Linked DNA regions of Homo sapiens: regions 1, 2, 3, 5 and 6 are each linked to region 4. The links are chromatin loops, found by intact Hi-C in ENCODE. Cell type or tissue: dorsolateral prefrontal cortex. All regions are shown on one strand. Region 1 overlaps SPTBN1 (spectrin beta, non-erythrocytic 1). Region 2 overlaps ACYP2 (acylphosphatase 2). Region 3 has its middle 54 kb from the start of CIMIP6. Region 4 holds the start of CIMIP6 (ciliary microtubule inner protein 6). Region 5 overlaps ACYP2 (acylphosphatase 2). Region 6 overlaps SPTBN1 (spectrin beta, non-erythrocytic 1).

Region 1 (4,000 bases), 330 kb before region 4:
AAATAATGTGAGTGGACTTTAAAGGTGACAAATCTTCTCTAGTGTGAGATTCGGAAACTTCTGGTGAGGAGGAAGTATGAGTTTGGTCTGGAAGGCCTGAGCCAGGTGTGAGTCCAGAGAGACATGGGGTTAGTATGTAGAGAAACCAGGATAAAAAAAAATTTAGTGCTGCAGGTTTGACTTGAAAGCTGCTAGTGACAGCAATGACCTGGGTAGAGAGATGTTTCCTTGAAAACGGCTAAAATTTATCATACTTGGTCAGACTGCAAGGTAGATGAAGGCCAGGGAAGCCTCTTCTGAGGATAATTCTGCAGCAAAAATTTTTTCTTTAGAGTTAGAAGGAAAGAGAAAACCCCAAACCAGTATGCAGAGATCATTAATGTTTATGCAAATGAATCACTAACCAAGAAAACAAGGAAAATAAAAGGAACAAAATGAATTTTAATGGACATGTGCTTTAAGCATGCCAACAGACAGCACACCACTAGAGACACACATCAAAAGCAATCACAGTGCTATGATCAAATGATGGGTACATGTGAACACATCCCTCGCAACCCCACCCCCCACGTTGCTTCTCTTTAGCGATTAGTCCAGAGTGCTTTAGTGGCTGGGCACACCCGAGATACTTAAATCAGGAGGTGAACATGAATGCAACGTGACAACTAGTAGCACAGAAAACACCTGATTGGTATTCAAAGTGCACGAAGCAATGCTATTTTCAAGTTCACTGAGTCTCTGCGTCATCACTCAAAACAATAAAAATACTTTTTCTTCTCATACAAGCCAATTGTAATTAAAATTTTGTTATGACAAGCTACATTTAAAAATCTAGATAAAAATAGGCATGATAGCAAATGCTAAGAACATCATAGCACTCTTTTCTTGTGTGCTTATGTGGTTCCTTTTTTGGAGGGTCTTCTAGATACAAAAAGTGTCAAATTGGGTGTCAGTCCTGATGATACAAAATTTAAACACACACACATATATATATGAAAACATCACATATATACATATAGATCAATGAAACACAAAATGTAACTTGGAGCCACAAACACACATTAGAGCTCCCTAATGACCAAAGACAAAGCAGAAGTTTTTTTGTCTAAAATGAATTTTGATGTGTTTTAAGGCAGAGACCCAATAATGATGCATACTACCCCCAGAACATAAGAAGCTTGGCATCTATCTATATACCCATCTACAGTCAGAAGTAGATAGATATGTACATAGAGATAAGGAAAAACAAACAAGATGCTATATGACGTTATCCTGACAAAAGAAAAAAAAGACATGCATCATGAAATAAAAAGACAAATCAGACTTAACTCATAGAGAACACATATCAAAACAGGTTTCTGATTCCACTGACACATCTAAATATGGCAAAAGAGCAAGTGAATGTCTCACAAGGTTTTGATGTATAATATGGATTTGGTTTTGTTTTTATCGGTACAAGGAAACCATCTCTGTCACCAGCTTTTATTTCTAAGGAAAAGGATTTTTGTGAAAACATTTTCAATTCCTGCTGGTGGCCTGATAGATACCATCCTAAAAGCTTCCTTTATCAGAGAATTCCACAAAAAGTCTTGAGAAAATGAACAATGAATCAGAAGATTAATCCAAGATGTACAGTGGAGTTTGTCTACAGAGACACTGACATGACTTCTGAAGCCAGGGGGCATGCGAGCGCTCCCAGGCACGGTCCACCAAGTGCAACGTTCAAGTAATCAGGATGAACCACAATGGCTTCTGTTCCATTTGTTTGAAAAATTAAAACAGTTTGACACCCTGAAGTCATCGGCTGAATGGAGAGGCATGGAAGTCTGTGAGGCAAGCTTCTAAAACATGCTGAGAACGGCTGTCACCTGCCGCGTCCCACGTGCCAGCAGCACTGACAGGGAGCGAGACAGAGGTGGCGGCAGCAGTCAGCGGGCACTTTACTCCTGAGGCTGGCTGCAACATCTGTGCAAGGAAGCCTACAGTTTTCAATTCAGGACTTGGCAGAAAAAAAGAGAGGAACTAGTTTGTAAAAAGTAATAAATGACCCAAGGGTCTCAAAATGTATGAGATTGTGTGCCTAAAATTAAAATAGCTTCCAGAATATATCTGACTCCCTTTTTTGTCATCTTCAATAAATGAATGCATCTTTCATGGAATGTTACACAGCTGACTTTAGGTTTTAATCTTATTACAGAATGTCTCCCTCCTCATACACCAGTCTTCCTAGTTAATAGTAAACTACTATAGGTTAATAACATCTGTAAAGGCGGCTACATATAGCACAGTACTGTGCCCTGTTAGAATAACTGAATGTGTCATACCTGTTAGATTCTAGTTTTCTTCTTCATTATGCTGTAATCTCATTTAATTTCATTTCAATTACTCATGTAAGGGTTTCGCTGTAAAATCTTAATAAAGTAAAAAGCTCACAATAAATAAACAAAAAATAAGTATGCTGCTTTAAGGCAAGTGGGCATCCATCAGTTAAGAGACTCAAACATGAATTAAATGCAAACAAATATGAAACCAAGGAAGGCTATGAATTAAGTAAAAATTTTAACATTTTGGGTGAAGTGGAAGCCAAAAAGTCAAAACCCAGAGGATTTGGAAAGGGTGATTCTTGACAAATGGTAGTGAACTTCACAGTCCAGACCATGGCTGGTCACTGGCTGTCCGTCTGCTATTAAAGTTTTTGTAGTTTTGGTAGGTTTGAGAGCGGTAACTAACCCGTGGAGATCCCTGTTCAGCTGGCAAACCGTTTTGGGAAACTTGTTCTCCTTTTGAAGTATCCCTGTTAGGGAAGAGGGGAAAAGGAGGAAGGGAAAGGAAGAAGAGGAGAAAGAGGAAACAGTAAGAAAGGGTGGGAGAACATCATCACTCAATTTTATTACGTGCAACCTTTTCACATAATTTAATTCTTTTTAAATCTGAAACTTCCAAGTGTTTTAAATAGACTCTAGACAGAAAAATACGACTACAGGAATGCCCTATGCCCCGCTCCACCACATAAAGGCAGCATTAGAGGTTGCCATGGAACTCTTACCATAGCAAAATAATTAGCCCTTTGGAAGTAGAGAATAATTGCTGCCCTCTGTGTGAAGTTACTTAGAACTCTCAAAAAACGCATCACCACAAAATCACTGGCCTAAAATCTGGGCAGTTCACTCCATGCATTTAATCATATGGAAGTTCTGAGCATCCTGTGTGTGTGCACACAGGATGAGAAAGGGCACTGTCTACATTCTACTTCTGCCACCTACATACCTATGTGACTGTGGACAAATCAGTGCCCTCCAAGGTTATTTAGGGATAACTGTACAGCCTTTAAACAGTCTATGGAAGCAATCAGTAGGCAGGGCATGTGGTTAGGCCTAGCAATGCAAGGCTTCAGAAAGATGCCCCATAAACCTCATTGGCCACCGAGGCTAAGGGTCCAGCCTCTGGAGCTGCTGGGACTCACCACTGCTGCTGGGACTCGGCTTCCTCTGAAACCTTCGTGCTCGGCTCGGGAGAAGGCGGCCGCCTCTTCCTCTCCTCTTCCTCTTGCTGTCTGCGCACTTCCAGTAACTCCAACTAAGAGAAAATAGAGTGATGTTTGGTAGAGTCCCAAACTCTGCCTCTTTTCAGAAAAAGGTTCTAGGAACCCAGGAAGTCCTCCTGTCTAGTTTGCTAAACTGGACCACACTGGACAAGAAGCTCTAACATCCTGAGCCAAATGGAATTAGGTTCACAGGAACTGCAGCTACAACCTAAAACTACAGGAAATAGTCTATTCCATGGGCTGGCAAAATTCCTGTGAGTTGTTTGTAGGACCCCTGGGAGCTTGGGTTTAATTTCTAAAGTAACTATGCAACTCTCAACTCTGCTGAGGAGAAAAGTACCTGAGCCTGAGGGTTCATGCTGGACTCCCCAGGAGAGCTCAGACAAACACCAGGGACAGAGCTGCAATAATTCTCAAGGAAGCCGCTTGTGCTGTGGTGGGGATCTGTGTTCAGCC
Region 2 (4,000 bases), 120 kb after region 4:
GGAGTCACATGATTCCAAGCTAATGGAAAGTCATGTAGAGATCAAGCTCTAACAATTAAAAAGAAACATCCCACCCCCTGCACCCCCGGCTCCCACACCCACACAACAAACCTCCATTTACTATGCTAAGGATTTAAAAAAGAAAAAAGAAAAACATAGATGGAAGTTTCCCACAGAAAGTAAAAATTAGAAATGTAAGACTAAGGGTAGTATGTTATTCACATCAGGATCAAACTGAGAAATCAGAGAGACAGAGGGAAGAAGAGGGGAGGGAAAGAGGAAGAACCACTTTAGGGATATAGGGGGGAAATAAAAAGTTTTTTTTTTTTTAGTGTGAACTGAATTACAGAAGACAAAAACTTGGTGACACACATACAAAAAAATTAGAGGGTGAGTGTGACTGAAGACTCTGACTGGATCTTGAGGGTCAGATGAACAGCAAGCTTGACATCAAGGAACAGCAAATCACATGCAGACCATAACCCAGAGAATACATTTCATGGATCTGTGGGAGGTCCTGGAACACTCTGTGTTATAACAGGCTTAGGATTGCAGAAATTGCACAGGATGAGAAGTTGTTTGACCTTCTCTCTCTAATCTACATTTTGGCCGCTCTTCTAAGTATGCGTTCAAAATTGCCCAATATTGAATGCACACACAGAACTTGAAAGCTGAGTTTCAAAGAACAAACTAGAACAATACCATTGCAGAAGACCGACTCAAAAAATGTTCTGGAAAAAATCCAAACTGATAAGAATCATGGTTCATGGCTTTTGTTTCATGTCCTATTCACTCAATTTTGGAGTGCTACAGTATAATTCACATCTTTATTACTGCAGAGTTGCACTAAATATTGAATCCAAGTTAGTAAAAATGCTAGCTACCATTATCTTTAATTTGGCTTACTGACAATAACATATGCAAGAGGCCTGTGATGTTACATTTTATGTGTCAACTTGGCTAGACTATGGTGCTTAATTGTTTGGTCAAATTTTAGTCTAGAAGTTGCTGTAAAAGTATTTTGTAGATATGATTAACATTTACAATCAGTTGAATTTAAGTAAAGCAAATTACCCTCCATAATGTGGGTGGGTGTCACCCAACCAATTGAAGAACTTAAAGAACAAAGACTGAGGCTTCTGAGAGAGGAAATTCTGCCTCCAGACTACAACATAGAAGTTCTAACCATTTCCAGGCTTCAGAATCAAGACTACAATATCAACTCTTACTTGAATTTCTAGCCTGCCAGCCTTCCCTACAAATTCCAACTTGCCCACCATCATAATTGCATGAGCCATTTCCTCACATTCTCTTTATACACACACACACACACACACACACACACACACATATACATGTTGTATATATGTACATATAATAACTTGAGATATAGGCATATATATACCTATATATCTATATATAGATATCTATATAAACATATATACAGACACATACTTTCCCTCTACATATATACATATATATACATGTACATGCACACATATACACACACACACAATTGGTTCTGCTTCTCTAGAGAACTCTAATACAATGCCCCAAATCATAACAAAAAAATAAATGTACTGCATTCATCCTAATATTATGTAAATTTTATAACTTGAGAAAAACATTGGCTACCATCAAATTTACAAAGTTTTCAAATCACTCAAAAAGCCTGCCCCGAACAATATGGATGGAACCCACGAAAGTTCCCTCTATGGTTTATAGCTTTCATTACACATATTGAGAGTTTAAAACAGATTGCACCCCCTACAGGGGAACATTTAGTTTGCATTTCTAAATTACATTTTGGAGCCAGTAGGTGAATTTTATTTACTCTACAATTATGGAAAAAAATCACAAAGAGGATTAGATTGAGCTAAAGTGAAATGGAGAGTTTACAAAATACTAATAGGCACCTGGCATAAATAAAGGATATCATCATCGAGGACATTATCTTATTTTCAAAGTGCCTTTTAGTACATTCATTCTGAATCAAACACAATAGAGATATCGTTTCTAATTAGACCTTTAGCAAAGTGACAGGCAACCTAATTAAACAAGAACATATGATAACATAATCTGAATAAAAGCATTTTAGAATCACAGGACTTGAAAATAAATTTTAAGTGGATAGGAGAATAATTCAAAGTAGTTTTCCAAGCACGACCAGCAATGGTGGTAAATAACAGATCTAAATTACAATTCATGGTATCTGCCTCTAATGCACAATGTCATTCATTATGAATATTTAAGAAAATTATTTGCAAACAAATAAATTACAACGATATACTGAGCCCAAGGCCCCAAACTTAAAATCCAAATGTCTTCAAGGACAGGGGAATTAACAAAAATATGGAAAGTTTCAGGTATAAGAGGGTGAGGAGGCAGTGTGCATGCCCCATCAAAAAGCAAGCTTACATTAAAATAATGCAGTAACTTTATTCCTTCTCAAAAGAATGCATCAGTACTAGGCAGAATCAGTACTAGGCAGAATGATCCTTGGACTAGGCAATAGAAGTAAATTAGAATGATAAATATAGGAATTATTAAAGAGAACATGGCCATAAATATCCAGGAAATATATACACTCAAAAAAGGAATTTATGTTTGATAAGTACATTATTCATAATTATTGATACAAATTAACCCTAAACCAAAGCTTGTATCACATTAAAAGTGCAAAATTAGCTGCAGATGAATATCCTGACCCAATTATGCAAACACTCTGGTAAATCTGTGTAGACTAAAGGCTCTGAGAAGAAAGTTGAACTTCAGAGGGGTAGAGGGGAGGAGTATTTCAGAAAAGGGATTTATAAAGGAATGAAAATATTTGGAAGACATTGGTAAAAAGGAGATACTTGGGAAGGTAAATCTAAGTCACTATAGAAAGAATTTTGAAGAGATGGGTCTTTACCATCTAGGCCCTTTGTGGAAGAGCTGAAAATACCTCACAGCAACAGGATGTGACTGCTGCCTCATCTGGGAAGACAGATCAACTCAAGCCATCTCAAAGAGGTGAAGGGTAGATGTATAATAGGAGTAGGCGGGGAGAGGAGAATGTATACTGATGTCATAAGAGGATATGCAAAGGTTTTGTGAGAAACCAAGGACAAGAACAGAAAACAGTAGGTCACCCTCTAAGAAACCAAGCCTTCTCTTCCTTGCAGATGGTCTATCTGCTTCTCTCCGGGCATCATCTCAGATGCTGACTGCTTTTTCTGGTGGTTCCCTCTCTAGGCCCAGATGCTGTCTCAGAATTTTTTAGACCAGCTCCCATGGGTTACTGGCAATATCCACCATGGCCTCACAGACTTTACCCACCATGCCTATGCAGGTGCTTGAGAATACATACTCCCTGACCTAACAAAGCAAAGAAACTTTGTAGACATTTAAGGGACTTAGCAATTCAAAGGAGGGAAACCAGAATGGAGAGATAGGCAACTTTTACAAAAGCCAAATTAATGGAAGAAACAATAAAAATGTAATAAGAATGTTTAAGGGGATACACAAGGAGAATAACTACGAAAACTCAAGGAGAAGGTGCCTATGAGAAACATGAACTCTGGGGCTTAAGTTCCAAAAGGATGTAAAATGAATGGCTGGTATTAAAAACCAAACTAGTAAACTGGAATATGAAGCAAAGGAACTATCACATCACAAAGCAGAAATAATGAAATGTCAATCAGTGGTGAAAATATAACAGGCATACAGGACAGATTCAGGAGGCCTAATAAGCAAATAGCATTTCCAGCAAGAGAGAAAAGAGCAGAAGCAATAATCAAATAGGAAAACCCTGAAGTGAAGAAAGAATTGAGTTTTTTAGATCAAAGGAGCTCACCGAATGCCAGGCAGTTATAAGGGAAATAAAAGACACATTCTTCACATTTTTATGGTGAAGTTTTAAACTCCAACTAGAAAGAACAAGTCTTTTAGGCTTCAAGACAGCAAGAACAGGATATTTACTTATAAAAGCAAAATAATGACAACTGGCATCGGACCT
Region 3 (4,000 bases), 55 kb before region 4:
GAAGTCCCAGAGCACCTCCTGTCCTGAGACAACTGGTTAGGGTGGGGACAAGTTAGACATTATATTATAAAGTGAAAGTACCAGAAGCCCTCCCACCCATGTCCCAGGCCTAAAATCTAACTTGCTTGGCTTGTTTAGCTTCAGTAAGTCCCCTGAATTGGTGCCCTTTTAGGCTTTGGCTTTCCTAAAGGGGTAGACATTTATTTATAATTACAGCACAACAAAATCGCCCATACTGGAAATTAATTTTATGTACATTTAGTATAAAAGTACCTTAACATTTCAGTTTCGTTCTCATTTCATTTTAGCTCTCCAGAGACATAGCCTGACCAAAATACTGATTGCAGTATTTAGACATGGCCTGGGCCCTTTTCTTTCCGATAAAGAACAGGTGTGCTTATGGTTGAGGCACCATCTGTCTTAAAAGCTGTGTTTAGTCATTGTGATGGCTCACACTTGTAATCCCAGCACTTTGGGAGGCTGAGGCAGGAGGATTGCTTGGGTTCAGGAGTTCAAGACCAGCCTGGGTAACATAGCAAGACCCTGTCTCTAAAAGTGGGCCTGTAGTCCCACTTACTCAGGAGGTAAAGGCGGGAGGATTGCTTGAGCCCAGGAGTTCAAGGGTGCAGTGAGCTATGAAAACAAAACAACAAAACCCAAAAACCTTATGTATCTGATAGCATAGCAGAGATTCAACAAATATTAGATAAAGGAAAATAGGATCAAGGATCGATTCAGTTCTGTTTCAGTGTTTATCAAGTACCTTGCACGTCCAAGAAGAAAGGGCACAAACTTGTGCCCCCAAATCTGGCCATTTTCAACCTCACACTTGGTATGTCATCCAACCAGTGAAAAAATGATTTCCCCTGCCAACATCTTATTGAGCATAACTTCAGTGTGAACTTCTTCTGTATATTCTATAACAGAGTCATTATATCTATGTCAGGGTTTCTCAAACTGGGCACCACTGACATTTTGGGCCAGTTAATTCTTTGTTGTGGGGACTGTCCTATGCACTGTAGGATACTTAGCAGCAGGCTCCCCAGCCTCTATCCACTAGGCACAACCCTCCCCCATCCCCGACCAGTGATGAGAACCAAAAATGTTTCTAGACATTGCCAAATGTCCTCTGGGGGGCAATCACCCTCAGTTGGAAATCAGTGATCTATTTAAAATAATATTACATGGTTATGCCACTTTAAGCAATACTAAAATTTAAAAAACTCTAATAATCTGGGGTCTTTTCTTGTTTTGTGAAGGTGTTCTATAATATTCTACTCCAAGGAACACATACGGAATGGACTTTCCCCTGAGAAGTAAGGGTTTTGTTTATGGGAAAAATAACTGTTGTTTGGGGGTGGAGATTTATAGTTACAAAAGTTTTTAAAAATATTTAACTTATTTGAAACAATAATAGAAAAAAAAACCCAAAGATCCAAGTGGTCATAATCGTCACCTTGATGAACTCCTCTAACATTAAAAAAGTAAAATTAGCCAGGCATGGTGGCTAACACCTGTAATCCCAGCACTCAGGGAGGCCAAGGCAGTTGAGCTCAGGAGTTAAAGACCAGTCTGAGCAATATGGTGAAACCCTATGTCTACCAAAAAAACCAAAATATTAGCCAGTCATAGTGGCCCACGCCTGTGGTTCCAGCTACACAGGAGGCTGAGGCAGGAGGATTGCTTGAGCCCAGGAGGTCAAGGCTGCAGTGAGCTATGTTTGCATCACTGCATTCCAGCCTAGGCAACAGAGCAAGACCCTGTCAAAAACAAACAAACAAACAAAAGTGAGCATGGGAAACAAATGTCTCTTTCCTTCTGCTTCAGTCCCCAAAGTTAAATGTTGAAGTACAATATTTTTCATTTCAGGAAAAAAAAAAGTTTTCAGTAAGGAAAGTTTAAGCTTTCTTTGTGGAGAATTGGAACAGACATAAATGTGAACCTGAAGTGGAGACAGGGTGATGACTTAAGACTAATGCCAATTCTGAGCAAATCAGAAAGGAAGCCTGGGGCATTGCTCTCCTTAAAAGAGTATGAGACTATTTATTACTTATCTACTCCCTAGGTACGGATAGTCTTCCTTTTCCCATGGTGCACAGGCTGCATATTTTGGAAATATAGTTGTTTTTAGCTTAAATCTGATAGTTTTAACTCAGCAAGTTTGCTGAGACTGGTTTTCTGGCAGAGAGTGCCGTCCCCATCTTTGTTAAGGCTGACCTGCTGTGGTGCTGCCAGGGACTCATTTACTGCCTTTTTTCCTCGGTACACAGGGCACCCACTCTTTCACTCCATTACCATGTTGTTCTGGCGAGAACAATTAAGCCTTTGTCATGCTCTGAGTCTCCCCGCCTGGCCGTGAATGGGCACAGGTTTCTAGTGAAACGGCACCCATCGCTATGTCCCTGTCCTCTCCTTAAAAGGTGCCTGTAGATTTCAGCAGCTTTCCTTAATGAATCGGCTTTTCAGAAAAGTTCTAAATTTGTTTGATGTCCTGAAGCACTTGAGGCTCTTGATCTAAAAGTAGACATTATGAAGAATTTCTTAGTATTCTCTAAGCATGCTTTCCATCCAGTGAATGAGTCTCTTTATGTGTTCTAGCCACTGGCACCCTAAAGTTCAAAGACATACAAGTAAAAAGGGCCATTTGTATGAGGGAAAAAATATTGGAGAGCAACAGGATTTTTTGATTCTTTGTGACCTTTTATGACATTTCCCCTTTTAACATATTGCTGTTTCTTCATTCACTTATTCATGCAGTCACTGACATAAATTAACCAACAACTGTACGTAAGACACTTTGTTAGGCACCATGTGAGATGCAAGGCTAACTGGGAGGGAGCATGTCAGAGTGGCTAAGGACGTGACTTTAGGAATCATCAGATTTGTCAGCTTGGCCTCTTCTGGGCTATGAGCAAGTCACTTTACCTCTCCCAGGCCCATATTTCACATCTGAAAAATCAGAGTAATAATAGTATTTACTTGAGAGGTTTATTGCGAGAATTAATTGAGATACATTGGCAAAGCACATACCACCAGGCGTCTTGTAATTTCTCATTTCATGTTTGTCTTAGTCCGGTTTGTGCTGCTATAACAGAATACCAAAGACTGGGTAATTTATAAAGAAATGAAATGTATTTGGCTCATAGTTCTAGAAGCTGAGAAGTCCAAGATGGAGGGGTTGCACCTGGGGAGGGCCTTCTTGCTGTGTCATCCCATGTCAGAAGGCAGACAGCCAAGAGAGTGTGCAACAGAGAGAGTGTGAAGGGGGCCTACCTTGTCCTTTTATAAGAAAATCGCTCCTGAAATAACAGCATTAATCCATTCATGCAGGCAGAGCCCTCATGTCCTACTCACCTCTGAAAGGTCCCACCTCTTAATACTGTTACAATGGCAATTAAGTTTCCAACACATGCTTTTGGAGGACACAGTCAAACCATGGCAATGTAGTTTTTTTTTTTTTAAAGCAACTAATAGACTAAAATGAAAAAATATATTTACGCGAATAATTATTTATGGTAGAGAACAATAAATGCTATGAGAAGTAAAAACGAGAGTATATTACATAGAATTAGCACTATCTACTATAGCAAACAAGTCCCAAATTTGTGGTTTAACATGATAGGGGTGGCTTTCTAGGGTAGCACTCCTCCAAATGACTCAGAGGTCCTGGCTCCTTCTGTCCTTTGGCTTTCTAGAGCTTCATTCACTTCAACACAAAACTAGGAAAAAACAGTTTGTGTAAAACATTATATGGAATGATTTGTAGCTAAGCCTGTATATAAGCTGCTTATTAATCTGTTAGTTATCTGTTTATGACAGGTATTAACATGATTTAGATGGGATCAGGAATTCAACAGCAGCTTAACTGGATGGTTCTGGCTCTGGGTCTGTCATGAGACTGCAATCAAAGTTTGCCCATGCCATGGTCATCTGAAGGCTTGAATGAGATGGGAAGATTCTCTTCCAAGAGGACTCATGACTGTAGGCAGAAGGTCTCAGT
Region 4 (4,000 bases):
ATTGAGTTGCGTGCCAGGTGCTGTTGGAGGCACTGATGATAAAGCAGTGACAAAACAAAAATTCCTGCCCTCATAGAGCTTACACTCTAATGGGGAAAGGCGGATGAAAAAGTAAATTATATAGTCTGTTAAGTGCTAAGGACAATAATAAAATAGAGAATGGGAAAAGGGAGTGTATGTATGTAGGAGGTAGGTTTGCATTTTCAGGTAGGGTGGAGGCTGCATTGTGAAGGTGGCAAATGAAAAAAGAGGGGAAGAGAGAGCTAAGTGCATATTTGTGGGAAAAGCATTCTAGCAGAGTGAACTGTAACTGCCAAAGCTTCCCAGCAGAAGTGTAACCATCCTTAGCGCACTGCTTCTAAAAGTATGGGCACTGGAGTAGCAGCATTGGCATCAATTGTGACCTTGTTAGAAATACAAATTTATGGGGCCCATTTCCTTTATGTACCTAGTTTTTTGTTTACTTGTTTTTAGAAAGCACTGCAAACTCAGAATCTCTGGGGCTGGTTCCCAGGAACGTGTTTTAACCAGCTGTTTCGCTGATTCTTATGCACGTTCAAGTGTGAGAACCATTGTTCCAGGGACAAAAATACAGGCTTTGGAAGAGGGTATCCCTGGCTCCACATCATTCCTAACTAGCTGTATGTACTACCTTGATTAATAGTCTCAATTTAAGGTACATCAGAATCACCTGGATGCCTTGGTTGAAGCCAGATTATTGAGCCCCAGCCATAGAGTTTCTGATTCTGTGTGTCTCGGGGGTGGGAAGTCCCCAAAATTTGCATTCCTAACAACCAGGTGCTGCTGATGCTGGTCTTTATCACTGCAGATGATAGCAGAAAGGCCTGTTTGCTGTAGCAGAGTCCTGTCAGAGGGAGGCAAGAAACGGTAAGGGGCGTGTTGTGTAGACTCCATAGGCCATTGGAGGTGCCTTGGCTTTTACTCTACGATGTCGGATGGAGAACGGCGATCTAACCTGGGCTGTAAACGGATAGCTCTGACTGCTGTGTCGAGGAGGCTGCAGAGGGGTAAGGGAAAAGCAAAGCCACCAACTGGAGGGCTGTTGCAGCATCCCGGCAAGAGAAGCTGGTACTTGGGACTGGGTGGGCACAGTACTGAAAGTGATGAGCAGTGGTAGATTCTGGATAATTTTAAAGGTAAAGACTACAGAATCTGCTAATAATTGTGAGAAGGAGTGGATGACTTCAAGAATTTTAGATCCGGTAATGCAAGTCAAGTCCCTGACACACAGTATGTGCTCAGTAAACGGTGCGTTTTAAAAATTATTGTTGTAAGCGCTCAGCCAACTGGAAATTAGAGAAGCAAGGGGGCTGTCTGAGCTTGGCCTGGACTGTCCATGCTGGATCCCGGCCTCCCCCTGAAGGAGGAAAATAGTTTTTGGAAAGGGAAATAAGACACCAAACCCCAGCACTTACTGATGCTTATCTTCCTTTTCCTCCATGGGCCTCTACGGCACCAGGCAGCGAGGAGCCTCCTGGGAAGAACAGGGACGCAGCCCTGCCAGGAAAAGGGTGCGCAAAGCGCGGCGACTGTGACTCGCGCGTTGCTAAGCGACGGGCGCTAGTCCTCGGAAAGGGGCGTGGGGGGAAACTCCTGGAGTGCGCAGGCGCAGTTAAGCCGGGTTGGTGCTGGACTGTTGCTCACTGTGCGCGACTGCGCGGCGAGGAGGGCGGGGGTGCCTGGCCGCGTCTCTAGGCGTGTGGGCTCGACGCCCTGCGTTTGAACTTGCCCTTCCCATTGTAGGGCCAGGAGGGGTGTTTATCAGGACTGATTTGGTCCTTGAGGATAGGGGAAGGGCTGTTTCCGGAGCTGCGGGGCAGCGCTGCTGCCGTCTCCGCCGTGCCCGCCCTCCGGAGCCCGGCAGGTCGTCGTCAAAGCGCTGCCACGGGTCGCCCAAGCTGGCTGCAAAAGTGCGGGCCGGCGGGAAGGATACTTGTTTTCCCTTGTATTGTTAACAATACTGTGCGAGTCGTGATTGGTTGCTCCTGAGCTGCCTAGCCTTTACTCCAGAAAGCTTGGTTGTCACTGTTTTCCACCATTTCTGACAAAACCTTCCCCGGCTGGGCTGCCAGGATTAAAATAGAGCAAGGGAACACTCATCTCCTGCAAATGAGGCTCCCTGCTGTGTGTCATCTGTTGCAGCCTGAGCGGGGTTCAGAATAGGGTAGCTTAGGCAGCGGGTTGGGGCTTGTATGTGTAGCACTTACCCAAAAAGAGCAAGCTCCTGGGAAAAGCCGTTGCTGACTTGCATCCACCTTCTGGCCCTGGAATTTCTTACTTCATTTCACCATTGCCTCCCAATTTCCACTACCAGAGCCAAAAGTCTTTGGCATCTGTCATAGTAACTCACGCATTTCCCTGGATAACGGAAAAAGAAAAGTCCAGAGTTGAATTCTGCCTTATATCAGGCTATGCATACGTATATGTTTGGAATCCAGAGTCAGTGTTCGTGTGTGTGTTTACATTCACCTTGGAGAGTGATGGGAGAGCAGAGGTTGGTCCTAGGACTCATTTTATGTATGTGACCTGAAATCCTATCAGGAAGAAGAATATATGTGTAGATTTGACACCTAGTGACCTAAATACCTGAGTGTGGACTTCGTTGTTAAAGACTGGAGTGTGTGTGAATGTGTCATTGTGTGTGTGTGTGTTTGGTGAGTAAGGAGTGGATGAGTAAATAAATATGGGGCAAGTGGGTTGAAAACCAGAAAGCAGGGGGAACTAATAGCAATTGAGCTTCCACTAGGGGACCAGGCATTTGTTAGGCATTGTATTAAACACCACCTGCTTATCTGGTCTTATCCTAACCATCACACTGTGATTAGGAGCTTAGGGTCTGGGAGCAGTCAGTGTTTGAAACCTGGCTTTACCACTTAACTAGCTAGTTCACTTGGGCAAATGATCTAACCTCTCTGAGCCTCAATTTTTTTCATCCACAAAATGGGGAAAATACCTAGGGTTGTTGTGAGGTGTAGATGATTTAATACAGGCAGAGTACTGAGAACAGGGCCCGATGCTTAGTAAGTGCTTTGCCATTATTTTTATTGATCAACTTGATCTGCTTATGCTGCCACATGTCCTTGAGGGTTAGTCAACTCCCTCATCATTCCCCCTAATTTCTGCTTCAACCTTCACCAATCTCTTCAAGTCCTAAAACCACTTACCCTCAGGAACAATCTCAGGGCTTAAAGAAATGAGGGCATTTTCTCAACTTGATCCTTTCAGACTGACAAGTTCACCTGCATCCGTACAGGATTAGAGTCATTTGCCTCTCTTTTGAGCGGTATGGTATTAGTTTTAAATATATTTATGTCAATCTCTGTTAAGTAGCTTGCATATGTCTAGGACTTATTAAAAGCTATGAGAAACATTTAAAAAAGAAATTGTGGGCTAGGTGCAGTGGCTCACGCCTATAATCCCAGCACTTTGGGAGGCCAAGGCGGGCAGATCGTGAGGTCAGGAGATCGAGACCATCCTGGCTAACACAGTGAAACCCCGTCTCTACTAAAAATACAAAAATTAGCCGGGCGTGGTGGCACGCACCTGTAGTCCTAGCTACTCGGGAGGCTGAGGCAGGAGAATCACTTGAACCCAGGAGGCAGAGGTTGCAGTGAGCCAAGATTGCACCATTGCACTCCAGCCTGGGTGACAGAGCAAGACTCAGTCTCAAAAAAAAAAAAAAAAAAAAGGAAAGAATTTGTGCCAATCACAGGGAAGTCACAATCTAGTTAGAGACATAAGACATACAGTAAAACAAAAAACTGTGACCAAAACATCAATGATACATGAACGCATTATATAACTGATAGACAAAGTATCACATTGCAGTACTGATAGTATAATAATGTGCCAATTATTTATTCCTGGTGCATTCTCTGCAGGGTGCCGCATAAAAGTATGAATTTTATAATAACTTTTGATGTTTTTTATACAGAAAAAACACTGGGCTGCCATTAGTGGTTTTTACTACTAACTAAGC
Region 5 (4,000 bases), 100 kb after region 4:
GCCTGTGACACAGCTCTCAGGAGGTCCTGAGAACGTGTGCCCAAGGTGGTCAGGGTACAGCTTGTTGTCATGTATTTTAGGAAGGCATGAGACATTAATCAAATACATTTAAGAAACACATTGGTTTGGCCGGGCGCGGTGGCTCCACATTTGTAATCCCAGCACTTTGGGAGGCCGAGGCAGGCAGATCACCTGAGGTCAGGAGTTTAAGACCAGCCTGGTCAACATGGTGAAACCCCGTCTCTACTAAAAATACAAAAATTAGCTGGGCGTGGTGGCAGGCGCCTGTAATCCCAGCTACTCGGGAGGCTGAGGCAAGAGAATCGCTTGAATCCGGGAGGCAGAGGTTGCAGTGAGCCGAGATTGTGCCATTGCACTCCAGCCTGGGGGACAAGAGCAAGACTTTGACTCAAAAAAAAAAAAAAAAAAGAAAAGAAAGAAATACATTGGTTTGATTTAGAAAGGTGGGACAACTCAAAGCGGGGCTTCCAGGCTTTAAATAAATTCCAACATCTTCTGGTTGACAATTGGTGGAGTTTGTCTAAAGACTTGGATCGACAGAAAGGAATGTTCAGGTTAAAGATAAAGGATTGAGGCAGGCACAGTGGCTCATGCCTGTAATCCCAGCACTTTGGGAGGCCGAGGTGGGCAAATCACCTGAGGTTGGAAGTTCAAGACCAGCCTGACCAACATGGAGAAACCCCGTCTCTACTAAAAATACAAAATTAGCCGGGTGTGGCCAGGCGCATAGCCGGGTGTGGTGGCGCCCAGCTACTCGGGCGGCTGAGGCAGGAGAATTGCTTGAACCCAAGAGGCGGAGGCTGTGGTGAGTCGAGATCACGCCATTGGACTCCAGCTTGGGCAACAAGAGCAAAACTCCGTCTCAAAAAAACAAAAAACGAAACAAAAAAAAGGTAAAGGATTGTGGAGACCAACTTTTATTGTGCAGAGGAAGCTCTCAGATAGCAGACTTCAGAGAGAGCGGGGGTTGTAAATTGTTTCTTTTGGGACTTAAAAGGGTGCCTACCTCTTAGTTGATTAACTCCTGTATCTGGAAAGAAAGGAAGGAAAACAAAAGGGGAAGGGGATTCTCTATAGAATGTGGATTTTTCCCACAAGAAACTTTGCAGGGCAATTTCAAGGTATAACAAGGAAATATATTTTGGGGTTAAATATTTTTTCCTTGTCTCATAATGTTATGCCAGAGTCAGACTGAAAAGTAAGTCACAATATATAGGGTCAAATAAAACCCATCTCATGAGAATTTATGGTTTGTAGGACATGACTCCCTAGACCCCTAAGGTAGGAATTTGGATAAGATAAAAAATCAGAGCTTAGACCTCAATAATAACAAAGCTATTTAGTGGACAGAACATGACAAATGCCAGACTAATATTTTTGATGGAAACAACACTATATGATGTTAGTCATCTAGAAAACAGCTTCTTAGTACAAATGAAACTAAATTAGGTTCTTAAAAAACTGTTTGGGGGACTCTTAACAGTATTTACAACTAGTTCTAAGAAACTATGAGCTTTAAACAGAACAGAAAAACTAGTCTTTGGTGCTGTTATAAAATATGGAGGCAATGGATAAACACTACATGAAAGAAAACAAAATAAAATGTTTTTGTTTTTCTCTTTCACAGAAAAAAGAGGATGGAATTAGCAAATGAAAACTATTCAAACTACTCTCCTAAAAGTACTATCTTGAATGTTTACTCTGTCTGTTAAGGATATCAAACAAGGCTCTCCAAATAATATACATTCTGCAAAAGTTAGTATAAGACAGAATAAGAAAGTGATATAATTAAATAATAATTTCATATCAAATTATTCCTCCCAGTAATCTCCCAAATGGCTTCGTGAACTCTGCAATCAGTATATTACATAACATACTACATTTCTTAAAAAATAATAAAAGAATAACAACATAGATTGGGCCATAAAATATGTGAAAGGGTGCTGTTAAATTTTGTAATTATGTTATGAAACTTCATCTCCCTGTTCCACAGTCTTTGGGTATCTAATGTCACTGCTACATGATGCCATGTCCCACAGAAGCGGGAGCTGCCACAATGGAGAAATAATGTTAGTAAAGTTAGGAAAATAAGTCTCTTGCCTGGAACTCTAACCCAGTTGGGCCATTTTGTAATGGCCTACCTGGCTCGGTGCCCTTGCTTCTGTTTGCCTCTGAGCTGAATCTATTACATTAACCCTGACTTATAACTATGCATCTCACTCTGGGGCCAACTTCAGCCCTCAGTAGGGGAGATAACATAAGAAATCTTTTGTCAAGAAATGCTGCCTCTACTTTGAATTATTTTATCTCTGATTTTGCTCTGATTTTATTCCAGTCCACTGTTACTGGAAAGTTTCCTTGCCCTGTATCCCAGTTTCTACTGGCTGGGTTCCTTACTGTGAAGTCTCAGTCCCCTGGTTATGGGCCCCTTATACTTTATGGGAGACTCCCATAATATCCAATACCCAGTGCCTGTTGGAATGGACTTTTTCTTTCTCTCCCTCCCTCCCTTCCTTCCTTTTTTTTCTTTTCTCTCCTCTTTTTTTGTTATGATTATCTCAGTATTTGGGTCACTTCCTAAACAATTTAGAACTTGGCCTCAGGGCTATATTCCACCACTTCCATTAACACCAACTGATGAATTATGAATTCATCAATTCATGGGAGGTGGTTTCAAATTCATAGAAGGTGGTTTGGCATACTGGTTAAGAGTATGGTTTCTGAAGTCAAGTTCCCTGAATCTGAAAGCTAGCACAGATCGTATGACCTTAAGTAAGTTTCTTAACTACTGTATACCTTGATTTCTTCATCTCCAAAATGGGAATAAAGACACTACCTGCCTTACACATGAATAACAGATGATACATAATACTGTATCTAATAAATAATGAGCACTTAATAAATGTTAGCTGTTGCTGTTGTTATGGTTCCAATATATCCACTTACAGAATTACAGACTGCACTACTATCTTTAGACCTTTGCTCAATGATAAAGATCTGCCTGATCTTATATATCTACTAATTTCTGATCCACTTCCATACTTAAATGTAAATTCCTCCTTCCTAATGCAGTGTGTAGTAAATGTGTCCCAAAGAAAGTAATAAGGGATTGAAATTCATTACCTGCAAATACAGCTACATTCCTTCCATTTCCTTTCAAAGAGAAAAGGGCTATTATTCAGCCAGCCTGAACCTGTTCATACTTCTCTTTATCTATGAGACACTACTTTTATAGCTACTCTGTCATCATGGCTTATCTTGAAGAGCAGCTGGGGTTTAGCTTTCTGAGAAGATGATTTGAAAGTTATGTAAAATCAGGCCAAAATATTGTTAGCTTTGAGTACTGGTCTTGTCCATTCCTGCAAGACTTCAAATGATGTAGCATTGATTTACATGATTCAGTTCCTATTCTATGCAATGTAGGTACCACTATTCATATCTGTAACAATACTTTGGATTGATAAAGCCTTAAAATATCACAACTTACTTTGGATTAATAAAGCCTTAAAGTATTACCACTCTGATAATTTAAGGCTTTATCACAAAGAGTATTATATGTGTGATACCTTCAAAAGCAGGAGAGCCAGAATTAGTGTGCATATTTTTTTTTTTTTTGAAATGGAGTCTTGCTCTGTTGCCAGGGTGGAGTGCAGTGGCGCAGTCTCGGCCTTCCAGGTTCAAGCGATTCCTCTGCCTCAGCCTCCCAAGTAGCTGGGACTACAGGCACGCGCCACCATGAACCGGATAATTTTTTGTATTTTAGTAGAGACGGGCTTTCACCATGTTGGTCAGGATGGTCTCGATCTCCTGACCTCGTGATCTGCCCACATTGACCTCCCAAAGTGCTGGGATACAGGCGAGAGCCACTTTGTTCAGCCCAGTGTGCATACTTTATAAGTGGAATAAAAGAGATGAGGGACAAAGAAAATAAGTTATTGACTTCAAACTCTTAAAAATAAGACTCGAATAAGAATCTGGT
Region 6 (4,000 bases), 340 kb before region 4:
TTTAAGAATTCCGACTGATAAAACAATGTATCCAGGGGAACTAACATAGGATCCCCATACACAAGCAATTCTAACAGTTCCAGGAACTTGGTGAAATGACAATGTGCCCATCACCCAGTCTGATACAGTGTTTCACCTACTCAAGATGCCAGGAATTGTAAGAAGCACAGTCACTGGCACTCTCGGTACACCCAAAAAAACCACAGCCAGTTCCGGAAGTGCCATCAGAAGATGCATCCCAACTTGAGATGCTCAAGTAGGACAAAAAGTGGCCTTGATTCAAGTGACAACGCCATTTCATATCCTAAGCCTTATTTTCACTACTTCTTACTCTTCAGATTTATGGAGGGGCCAGTATTGTCACCCATATTGTATCACTGAAAATCAGGGTAAAATAGCACAGCATTATGGCAACAAGAAATATGCAAAATCCTCAAAAAACATGATAGTGGAAGAATAAAAAAAAAACAAAAAACCCAAAAACTATTTACCCTGCCAGGCTTGAAGCTCATCAGGCTGTGCGGCCTGTAACCTCTGATGGCGAACACGTCTTGACTGGGGTCTTCTGACGCTCCTCTCGCTGCCCATCATCTTCCACATTCAGGCCTCAGTGGATCCTTATCAAATGCACCAAGAGAGAGCAAATACCACCAAACCCTGGCTTCATAACTACAGATCTGCGAACTGTTGAAATTATGTGCACGATGTTCCACATGTACGTATTTATTATGGGACTCCAGGATTGCTGGTATGAACTTATTGCCATCTGCACAGCTTTGTCAAGAGTACAAGACTGTAATTAATCACAATTGTTTCCAAGATACTTTGCCTTAACTAAACATTTTGGTCTGTTGAGAATAGAACAACTTGATTCCAACCCTGAGCATGGCAAGGGCAAAGGACTGTCGTGGGAAGCAGGGGAGAGGATGGTGAGGTCTCAGTTTGCCTAGAGGTAAGAGAGTTAAGAGAAAGCTTTGATGCCACGCAGCTGTGGAGCCCAGGGCTGATGCCACCTTAGGCATGGTCTTTGTGGAATAACTTACTGGACATCCATAATACTAATATCCATTGCTGCTTTATGCAAGTGGCATGGAGTCAACATACCCAGATAACCCAGGAAAAGTATGTCACTTGTAAATAACCCACGACTCTATGCTGAAGTCAGCAAACTATGGCCCATGGGCCAAACCTAACCTCTTGCCTGTTTTTTTTTTTTCTTCTTTTTGGTCTGATCTGTATAAAATAGACTTTACATTTTGAAATCATTAAGAAAATCAAAATATTGTATGGCATGTCAAAGTTATATGAAATTCAAATTTATGTCCTTAAATAGTTTTACTGGAACACAGCCATGCCCAGGCATTCACATACCGTCAATGGCTGCCTTTGTATTACGCAACAGCAGAATTGAGCAACAGAGACAGTTACGGCCTACAAAGCCTAAAATATTTACTATCTCTGTCCCTTTACAGAACAAATTTGCCAACCCCTATCTCAGAGTTCAGGTTTCACAAGTGCTCTGGTAACTTTTTCATAAATAAAAGATAAAGCCTGAATGTATAACTACAAAACAGTCACATTTATTACTGTTTGCTGTAGTTTTCAAAGCTTGTGCACCAGACATGCATAAAAAATGCAAAAGTGAGCCCAGACTGGTTGTAAAATGTTTCTTGTTTGTCATTTCTCCCTTTGCAGTTTCCCTACTGGGCATGCACACGCAGCAGAGGAAGAACAACAACTAGTCACCGTGCTAGATTTAAAAGCATTTAATGACATAGCATATATTTAACAGATAGGGCAAAAGTTGAGAGGTACAGGTCGTACGACTGAGCACCAGGCCTGAGCGACCACCTCCCTGTTCAGGCCCAGCCTCTGGAGTTCATTCCTATCAATGTCATTTTGATTGTGCAGTAAGATGAAAATTTGTCATTACAATAGTTACAGTGACAGAGAAATGCACACTATGTATCAAATAGCAAGGAAATGAAGCAAATTATAACACAGTGTGGCAACGCACGAGCAAGTAACCATTAGAGTAACATTACTTTGTCCAGTAAATGCTTCAGTTCCACCACTTGTACACTTACCAATGATTTAAAGGGTTTATTATACATCTAGTTTTATTATACTTTGTACTAGAATTATCTCAAACGTACAATATAATGTATTTCAGCAAAAAAAAAAAATTGAAATTACAGATTATTTAAAACAGTATCAGTTTTCTATTCCTTCTTGTATACTGACATTCTTAACCGTCATAGCAGTTGATGCAGAAAAGCCGCATGTCGTGTGTTAGTAAGTGATGCCAGATACAAATGGTTTGGTCTGTAGAGTTAATGTGGAGCTGCACTGTGGCTGCAGCAAGATCATAATATGCGATCTGTTTAATAAAGGTTAGCCCCATCTCGGGCACTTCTAAGAGTCAAGAGTCAGGGTAACCACCAGAAGTAAATGGAGAGAGAATGGTGTCAGGATATTGGTACATTTTGCCTCTGGTGAGCACAGGAAATATTGATTAAGCACCGCTGCCTTGCATACCAACAGCACTAGAGGCGGGTTATTTCCAACACAGCCTCACAAAATTGAGGAACAGTTTAAATACTGAGATCTAATCTATATAATTTCATTAAAAAAAAAATCTGGCCTTCCCTCTGCACCTCAAACTTTTGTAACTTGGAGATAAAGTGTTTAGGTGTGTTTCCCCCACCCCCCCCGAAATGCTCTATAAATTAAAAAAAAAAAAAAATCAACCACATTGAGGAACATTAGGCACAGAGAGTAATGTGTTGGTTCTGAGCTTGCATGCTGGAATTTCACTGAAAAGGTAAGAGAAGGGCAGGAGGTGAAGGAAAGGAGTTCATTTCTTTTTGCCAAAAAGGCTGAACCGCTTCTCTTTGTCTTTCTCTTTGTCCTTTTCCCGCTTGCCGGGACTGGACTCGCTGGTGATGGTGACGACGCTGGTGGGGAGGGTCTGCGCGCGGCTGGATGCTGGCGTGCTCTGGGTGCTGGCAGACACCTCGTGTTTATCAGAGGAGATGGCGGAAGAGATAGCCTGGATCCATGTGTTCATTTCCTCCTGGACAGAGGAAGGGACACAGGTGAGACTCAACTAAGAGTAGGCATGAGGGGTTCTGGCTCCAAGGCTTGGGAATGGCGCATCTGGCCAACTGAGGGGTAAGCAGAGTCACTTCTGGGCACTGTCCCCAAATGCACCTCTGCCTTATCAGTACAGGAGAGGGAACCTGGTTCAGCTTCTCATGAGAATTCAGTTCTACTCATCACCCTAGTATGTGGCCCTACAAACTTGTAACAGCTGGAAGACCAGTCTCAATCTGTGAGGTGGTCAGATCCCACCCTAGAAGGTGCTTTTTCACATTTAAAGCATTACAGGTGTTGTTTTTCCATCAATGGACTCTCTCTTTCCTTGAGGTGAGGTACACACCCATTAAACAGCTGGCTGCTGGCGAAGGGTGCAGCGGGGGTCCCATCATGATCCACAACCAGTCCTGGGACCACCTCACTATGCCTCATCCCTGGGAGGGGACAGGCAAAGATTCCATCGACTTTAAGGGATCCTGCCTCGGCAAAGGGACAGTGAGATCATATTCACTGCCTTCTAGAGACAGAACCAAACACCTTCTAGTGCTGGTGACTGGAGCCCAGTGATAGAAACCATCACTGATCATCATTTACATGAAGAACTTTCTGAATAAAGCCCATCATCACACAAACACTTGCAAACTCCTAAGTAGTGGAGAGAAATAACATTTAGAAACTTACATCGTCTTTGGCTTGGAAGAGGTACTCATTGCCATCATTTAGTCTGTAATTTCAAGGAAGAAAGTTAGTCACCACTTAATTACAGAGAAATAAAAATCCCCCAACTCCCATATCCCATGCAGGACAGAAGTAGACCACAGGAGTCACAACAGAAGCGTCAACCTACATATGTCACCACCAAGCCTGGGGACCCGCCCAGGCCCAGCAACAGACCCCTGGA

The links. A loop is a pair of places that touch in the nucleus more often than their neighbours do. Peaks named below come from ENCODE experiments on the same cell type or tissue, not always from the same donor. Only the 100,000 strongest peaks of a DNase experiment are listed, where the experiment ranks them.
Region 1: a loop joins it to region 4, with 2.1 times the contacts of the local background. A loop is called at or near these places in 2 of 110 quality-filtered maps.
Region 2: it touches region 4 in a loop (4-fold over the local background); 37 of 110 quality-filtered maps call a loop at or near these places.
Region 3: a loop joins it to region 4, with 5 times the contacts of the local background. A loop is called at or near these places in 7 of 110 quality-filtered maps.
Region 5: it touches region 4 in a loop (4-fold over the local background); 12 of 110 quality-filtered maps call a loop at or near these places.
Region 6: it touches region 4 in a loop (4-fold over the local background); 2 of 110 quality-filtered maps call a loop at or near these places.

What each region holds. Positions count from the first base shown.
Region 1 is chr2:54,658,730-54,662,729 of GRCh38, reverse strand. It overlaps SPTBN1 (spectrin beta, non-erythrocytic 1), which reads right to left. Exons shown (of 36, transcript NM_003128.3): 31 at 3,464-3,576; 32 at 2,731-2,794. Among named protein-coding and RNA genes, the nearest start is that of SPTBN1-AS2, 19 kb to the left of the region's middle. In dorsolateral prefrontal cortex, a CTCF peak has its summit at 1,682; a DNase peak (open chromatin) is centred at 1,709; H3K27ac peaks cover 4,000 bases.
Region 2 is chr2:54,204,524-54,208,523 of GRCh38, reverse strand. The region is part of intron 3 of ACYP2 (acylphosphatase 2); the gene reads right to left. Among named protein-coding and RNA genes, the nearest start is that of TSPYL6, 50 kb to the left of the region's middle. In dorsolateral prefrontal cortex, a CTCF peak has its summit at 1,769 (motif pointing left); no DNase peak of the experiment used is centred here; H3K4me3 peaks cover 231 bases; H3K27ac peaks cover 1,223 bases.
Region 3 is chr2:54,383,163-54,387,162 of GRCh38, reverse strand. It overlaps a transcript of CIMIP6 not described here. Among named protein-coding and RNA genes, the nearest start is that of CIMIP6, 54 kb to the right of the region's middle. In dorsolateral prefrontal cortex, a CTCF peak has its summit at 2,333; a DNase peak (open chromatin) is centred at 2,312; H3K4me3 peaks cover 988 bases; H3K27ac peaks cover 3,954 bases.
Region 4 is chr2:54,328,438-54,332,437 of GRCh38, reverse strand. It overlaps CIMIP6 (ciliary microtubule inner protein 6), which reads right to left and starts at 1,554. Exons shown (of 5, transcript NM_001100396.2): 1 at 1,437-1,554. The coding sequence starts at 1,462. In dorsolateral prefrontal cortex, a CTCF peak has its summit at 1,572; DNase peaks (open chromatin) are centred at 1,617 and 2,017; H3K4me3 peaks cover 1,928 bases; H3K27ac peaks cover 3,288 bases.
Region 5 is chr2:54,227,259-54,231,258 of GRCh38, reverse strand. All of the region lies in intron 3 of ACYP2 (acylphosphatase 2), which reads right to left. Among named protein-coding and RNA genes, the nearest start is that of TSPYL6, 27 kb to the left of the region's middle. In dorsolateral prefrontal cortex, no CTCF peak of the experiment used is centred here; a DNase peak (open chromatin) is centred at 2,159; H3K27ac peaks cover 5 bases.
Region 6 is chr2:54,667,427-54,671,426 of GRCh38, reverse strand. It overlaps SPTBN1 (spectrin beta, non-erythrocytic 1), which reads right to left. Exons shown (of 36, transcript NM_003128.3): 35 at 3,781-3,823; 36 at 1-3,076. The coding sequence ends at 2,858. The region is part of intron 1 of SPTBN1-AS2 (SPTBN1 antisense RNA 2); the gene reads left to right. Among named protein-coding and RNA genes, the nearest start is that of SPTBN1-AS2, 11 kb to the left of the region's middle. In dorsolateral prefrontal cortex, CTCF peaks have their summits at 1,328 and 1,530; a DNase peak (open chromatin) is centred at 1,377; H3K4me3 peaks cover 350 bases; H3K27ac peaks cover 4,000 bases.